2 separate regions of the Homo sapiens genome follow, and region 2 is linked to region 1. Evidence: chromatin contacts called from ENCODE Hi-C data. All regions are on one chromosome and are shown on one strand. The core of a region is the stretch at or near the end of the contact, and the rest is flanking DNA. Distances in the headings are between cores, read along the strand shown.

Region 1 (2,857 bases), core at 111-2,610:
ATTTTTAGTAGACACAGGGTTTCTCCATGTTGGTCAGCCTAGTCTCAAACTCCCGGCCTCAGATGATCAGCATGCCTCAACCTCCCAAAGTGCTGGGATTACAGATGTGAGCCACCGCACCCAGCCAATTTTGGAATTTTCAAAATACGTCAAGGACTGTAGAACTATACATACACACACACACACATATGTATATATAAAATATACGTATAAATACATATATATATAATGTTTATATATACATATATACAATATAATATATACATATGTATATATATGTATATACATTATATAATATATATGTGTATATTTTTGTTTAATTGATGAAATAATTAACTTGTATTTGGGACTGTAATACAAAAAGCTATGGTCTGGGTTGGGCGCAGTGGCTCACGCCTGTAATCCCAGAACTTTGGGTGGCTGAGTTGGGGGGATCATTTGAGGTCAGGAGTTCAAGACCAGCCTGGCCAACATAGTGAAACCCCATCTTTACTAAAATTACAAAACTGAGCAGGGCGTGGTGGCAGGCTCCTGTAATTCCTGCTACTCAGGAGGCTGAGGCACAAAAATCACTTGAACCCGGGAGGCAGAGGTTGCAGTGAGCCAAGATCGCACCACTGCACACTCCAGCCTGGGTGACTGAGATTCAGTCTCAAAAAAAAAAAAAAAAAAAAAAGCTATGGTCTGGAATGGAAAAAAATGGGCCTGCTTTCTGAATCTTCCACATACTAATTTATGCGGCCATAAGCACATCGCTTAACAACCCTGGGCTTTGTTGTTCCTTTGCTGCCTGGGCATGCTAATATTCTCCTCCCAGCATTGCTATTAAGGTGTTTAGCAGGGTTTCTGAATGAACATAATAAATTTAAAGTGCAACACAGAACTTGCCTCCCCTGACACTTAGCAAGTGAGCAAAGAAGAGCTACAGCAACCTACAGAAGGAAAAATAATTAAACGAAATCGTGGAAGGAAAGTTGCAGGGGAGGGGGCATTCTTCAGTGGAGGGGAGGGGTGCAGTACAGCTGGCATCCAAACCAGTTCCCTCCTAGTGGACCTCAGCTTATCCCAGAAGGAGTGTCACTGAGGTTACAAAGTTCTGAAATTTGTTGTTAATACCCTCAACCTGAACAGAAGCAGACTGAACATATATCTGTATCATTTTCTCTCTTAACAGAAGAATGATGGAGTGGTTCCTGGGGTGAGGCAGGTTAAATGGAGAAAGCAGACAATGTACATAACTCTCTCTGATGAAAATGGAAACTACAGACCTACATCCTGTATTGAAGTACAACTGAAGAACAAGCTAAAGCTCAAGGCCCTTCCTGCCTCCAAGCGGAAATAAAATATATGATTCCTAGCCAAGTGTTACAGAACACGTATGTGACAAAAAACCTCAAAGGCACAAAAGATCCTAAATATCCTAAAAGAGAGCTCCTCAGCCGACCTTTCTTCGTATCCTCTATTTTCTCCTTAGGCGACTCAAAAATGGGTAGAAGCAAAAGACTTAACTATCAAACTGTAGCTTACAGAGGAAAACAAACTCTCATATGACAGGAAGAGGGTTAAGAAATCACCCAGCTCTATACCAGATCAAATGGAACATCAGCACAGGACTGCCAAGTCATAAGCAAGAAGAAAAAAAATAGCACGGCAACAATGCAAACATGTGACAGCCAAAAGGGTGGGAGTAGAAAAGGGAGCAGAATGTCAAAAAGACAAAGAACCAATGCTAGAAGGAAAAATTACTCAATGAACGAGGGAAAGTGCTCTACCACTGTGTTATGCTATGAAACAACGTAATTATTAAATGAATACGGTAAGATGGTAAAAGGATAGAATAAGATGAAAAGAGAAATTGCCTAGCTGAGGCAATAAATTGATGCTCAAATCAACATCATTTCTGAACTAAAAAACGTATTAGAACTAGCAAGGAACTGAATAGACATTGCTAAAGAGCAAGCTACTAACATGTGGAAAATTGAACATAAAAATAATGAATGCAAATTTAAAAAACAAAGACATCTAAACAATTAGAAAGGAACTAAGTTACATGGAGGACAAAGATGATATAGCCAAAGAAGAATTGGTGCCCGTGAGATAATCAACAAGTGAAACTGAAAAAATATGTTGTAAGTTGTAATACAATATATATATCGTATTATACAATACGATATATATATACATATATCCCAAAATTCAAAGAGCAACCAATGAGCCTGAACAAAAGCTCATATCATAATTGAACATATCAAGTGTTATAGGGGATTTTCAACACCAAGAACCATCTAGTAGACTAAGTAACATCAAGAATAAACAATTACACAGTCATCCAGACAAATAATGCACATCACTCACAAAAAGAAAAAAAATCATGCTGGCCGTAGATTTATTCACCATACCAATGAATGCCAGGTGATGATGGAATAATGTCTATTAATCTCTAAGGGAAAAAAAATGGTTCCCCCAAGAGAATTATCTCCAGCCAAGAGAGGTTGTTCACATAGCATCAGGTAGACATTATTGAACATAGAAGAAACGAAGGAATAAAAACATCCATGAGGCCAGGCGCGGTGGCTCACGCCTGTAATCCCAGCACTTTGGGAAGCTGAGGCAGGCGGATCAAAAGTCAGGAGTTTGAGACCAGCCTGGCCAACATGGTGAAACCCTGTCTCTACTAAAAAAAAATACAAAATTCAGCTGTGTATGGTGGTGTGCACCTGTAATTCCAGCTACTTGGGAGGCTGAGGCAGAATTGCTGGAACCCGAGAGGTGGAGGTTGCAGTGAGCTGAGATTGTGCCATTGCACTCCAGCCTGGGTGACAGAGCAAGACTCACTCTGTCTCATAAATAAATAAAT
Region 2 (2,857 bases), core at 152-2,651, 1.7 Mb before region 1:
TCTTTCCTATGACGTAGCCCTTGATTCTATCTCGCCTAATAGATTTTTTTTTAATTTCCACTAAAATGCAGATAAATACACCTGTGTTAAGGCTAATGTAACTTAAATGGTTCTTGTGTAAAAATATTTTGATTTCAGCAGGGCTTCTTGACACTTAATCTGAAAGTTAGAAGTTGCTGAAAGAAGAGAATTTAAAATAAGAGAATGAAATGAAGACTTTGGAAAGTCCTCACGGGTGGCCCTCTGCTGTTCCCTATCTGAGGGTGTTACGGTACTTGAGAGGGCGATGGCAATTAGCCTTTTTGCCTATGTGAGGTTATCCATTTCCTGGTCCTGTAAACTAAACAAAAAACCATGTGTTCATCATGACATGGCCTAAAAAGGCTCAATGACTCCCTGGAACCCAATCTTACAAAATTCTGTTTTGCTATTTGCCTGCTTGTTTTTTTTTCAACCACTGCTCTCCCCTCAGCATTACGATGGGTATCTATATTATGGGATGATTTTTTTCCCAGAGCTGAAATTATTGCAGATATATACAATGACATGTGTTCCCCTTGCCCTTTTTAGAAATATCTGCAAAGGTATTTCTTTCCCTTAGCAAAGTAGGTATTCACTGTGGACATTCAAAGTAATTGATTAGGAAAGAGTTTTACATGAGGCGGTCTGGAAACAGGAGTGACCAGGACTTGTAACCATAGAGTTTTGAGTACCTAGGATCCTCAAGCCACGTAGAATACCTCGGCCTCACTCTGCTTTCCTCTCTGAAGTATGTAGCAGAGCCCAGGGTTAATTAGCAAGTTGGCTTTGAGCTCTGGGAGCCCAGAGAAGTATAAGATAATCTTATGATCAGATACTGCTAGAGTGTGAAATCAGGTACAGTTTCTGTAATGTGTAATTCACATTACAGATTCGTAATGTGAGTTGCATCTTGCTCCTGTTTGCAGAATTGTATTAAAGCAGTGTCCATATAGTCATACATATGGATGAACACACACCCTCCAACAGTACAGTTGTTAACATATTCTAGGACATAGATTTGATGAAAAACGTCTGGGGACTTTGAGGTAAGCTAATCTTTCTGTTTTCTGCTTTGGAGGAGAGTATGGAAAAGAAAAAATGATGGCGTTTACCAGGAAGCAAGATTAAACAAAATAATTTGCTTTCCTTTGAGTTGATTGGTAGGTAATATGAAGATAGACGTACATAGTAATCTTTATTTTTACAAGTAGTGACTTCCAGAGTGATCTAAAAATACACTTTTCTGCTATGTAAAACAAGAAAAAACAATCAGTCCAAACTATAATGACAAACATGAAACATACCTAGTTCACAGCAGGCACTTCCTGTTGTTTGCTAAACATTCAGAAGGTGTGAGCCCTGCCATTCTGTCTTTTTGTGTTTCACAGGGTTTTCACTTTCTTCTGTGGAAGAAGATGGTATTCGAAGGCTGTACGTGAATAGTGTGAAGGAAACCGGTTTAGCTTCCAAGAAAGGTAAGTCAGTGAAGGAGGGCTGGTCTGTCTGTCTTAAATGCCCTTTGGGGCTTCTCTAGTTTTTGAAGGAGAAAGATATGCCCAAAGGATTCATTTGTGGAAAGTATTTGAACATTTTCTCATTGAAAACCCTTCCAGGGAATATGCATTTTATTCCATTAACTTAAGTGTACCAGAAAGGTCATATTCTTGAACTTTTTTTTTCTTTTTTTAATTTTTAGAGACAAGGTCTTGCTCTATCACCCAGGCTGGAGTCCAGTGGCGCAATCATAGGTCACTGTAGCATCGAAATCCTGGGCTCAAGCCACCCTCTCACCTCAGCCCCCCAGGTCGCTAGGGGAGTACAGGTGCATGCCACCACACCTGACTAATTTATTTACTTATTTATTTTTCAGAGTCAGGGGTCTTGCTGTGTTGCCCCGGCTGTTCTTGAGCTCCTGGGCTCAAGCGATCCTCCTGTCTCAGCCTCTCAAGTCACTCATTTTTGGATTTTAAACTGATTGAGCCCATTACCCTGGGGCTGGTGGGAAATTCCATTCTAATCATGTGGTCGTCCTTCTCCATCTTCTAGGATGGTGTGGGGATCCTGGGGGGGTTCTTCCTGGAGCAGAGCATGGGGGAAGACCCCTCTGTACTTTGGTCCACACTGGTCAAAGCTGACATTGGCTATTGCCTGAGCCTGCAGAGCTCTTTCAAACCAGTTGTTCTGTTGCTTCCGTTCATAGAAGAATCTGCGAAAGTTGAGAACCTAGGGATTTGAGATCCAGCCTCCCTCCCCTTCTTTAGAGAGCGCTTCCCCGCTACATCCTGCCTGTTTCATTTTAGCCCTTAAATGGCCTATAATGCATTTGGGCTACTTGGGGAACCCCAACTCTTCATCCTTTTTCTACCCCTGGAAAGTCTTTGCAACCTAGATGATTTGCTCACAGTGCTAATTTCTTAGAGCTACTGTAATAAACTGTTACACACTGGGTGGCTTAAAATAACAGAAATTTATCCTCTCGCCGTTTAGGAGGCCAGAAGTCTGAAATTAAGGTATTGGCAAGATTGATTTCTCTGAAGCCTCTGAGGGAAGAATGGCTTCATGCCTCCTTCTGGTTTCTGGTGTGAAAGCAGCACTTGGCATTCTGTGGCTTATGGCTGTATCACTCCAATCTCTGCCTGAAGTCACATGGCTTCTGCCCTGTGTGTGTCTCTGTGTCATTAACATGGCTTTCTTATAAGAACACCAGTCATTGGATTTAGGACCTACACTAAATCATTGTGAGTTCATTGTAACTTTCGTGTGTAATAGTATATAATTATGTGTAATTATTATATAATTATAATGATGATATTGTAATTATTATAATATAATTATC

Evidence for each region. A loop is a pair of places that touch in the nucleus more often than their neighbours do. Pooled maps may share reads with other maps.
Region 2: a map of CD4-positive, alpha-beta memory T cell shows a loop between it and region 1 (13-fold over the local background). The contact joins two enhancer-like sites. A Hi-C loop is called at or near these places in 2 of 168 maps with a recorded cell type or tissue (CD4-positive, alpha-beta memory T cell and naive thymus-derived CD4-positive, alpha-beta T cell) and 5 of 50 pooled maps.

What each region holds. Positions count from the first base shown.
Region 1 is chr21:29,448,179-29,451,035 of GRCh38, reverse strand. The region is part of intron 1 of LOC107985486 (a long non-coding RNA gene); the gene reads right to left. Among named protein-coding and RNA genes, the nearest start is that of BACH1-IT3, 46 kb to the left of the region's middle. Within about 2 kb of position 1,360, at least 2 of the 41 ENCODE cell types and tissues checked have a DNase peak (open chromatin) inside an H3K27ac peak, as active enhancers do.
Region 2 is chr21:31,185,640-31,188,496 of GRCh38, reverse strand. TIAM1 (TIAM Rac1 associated GEF 1) reads left to right here. Exons shown (of 28, transcript NM_001353694.2): 14 at 1,410-1,496. Among named protein-coding and RNA genes, the nearest start is that of KRTAP19-8, 150 kb to the right of the region's middle. Within about 2 kb of position 1,401, at least 2 of the 41 ENCODE cell types and tissues checked have a DNase peak (open chromatin) inside an H3K27ac peak, as active enhancers do.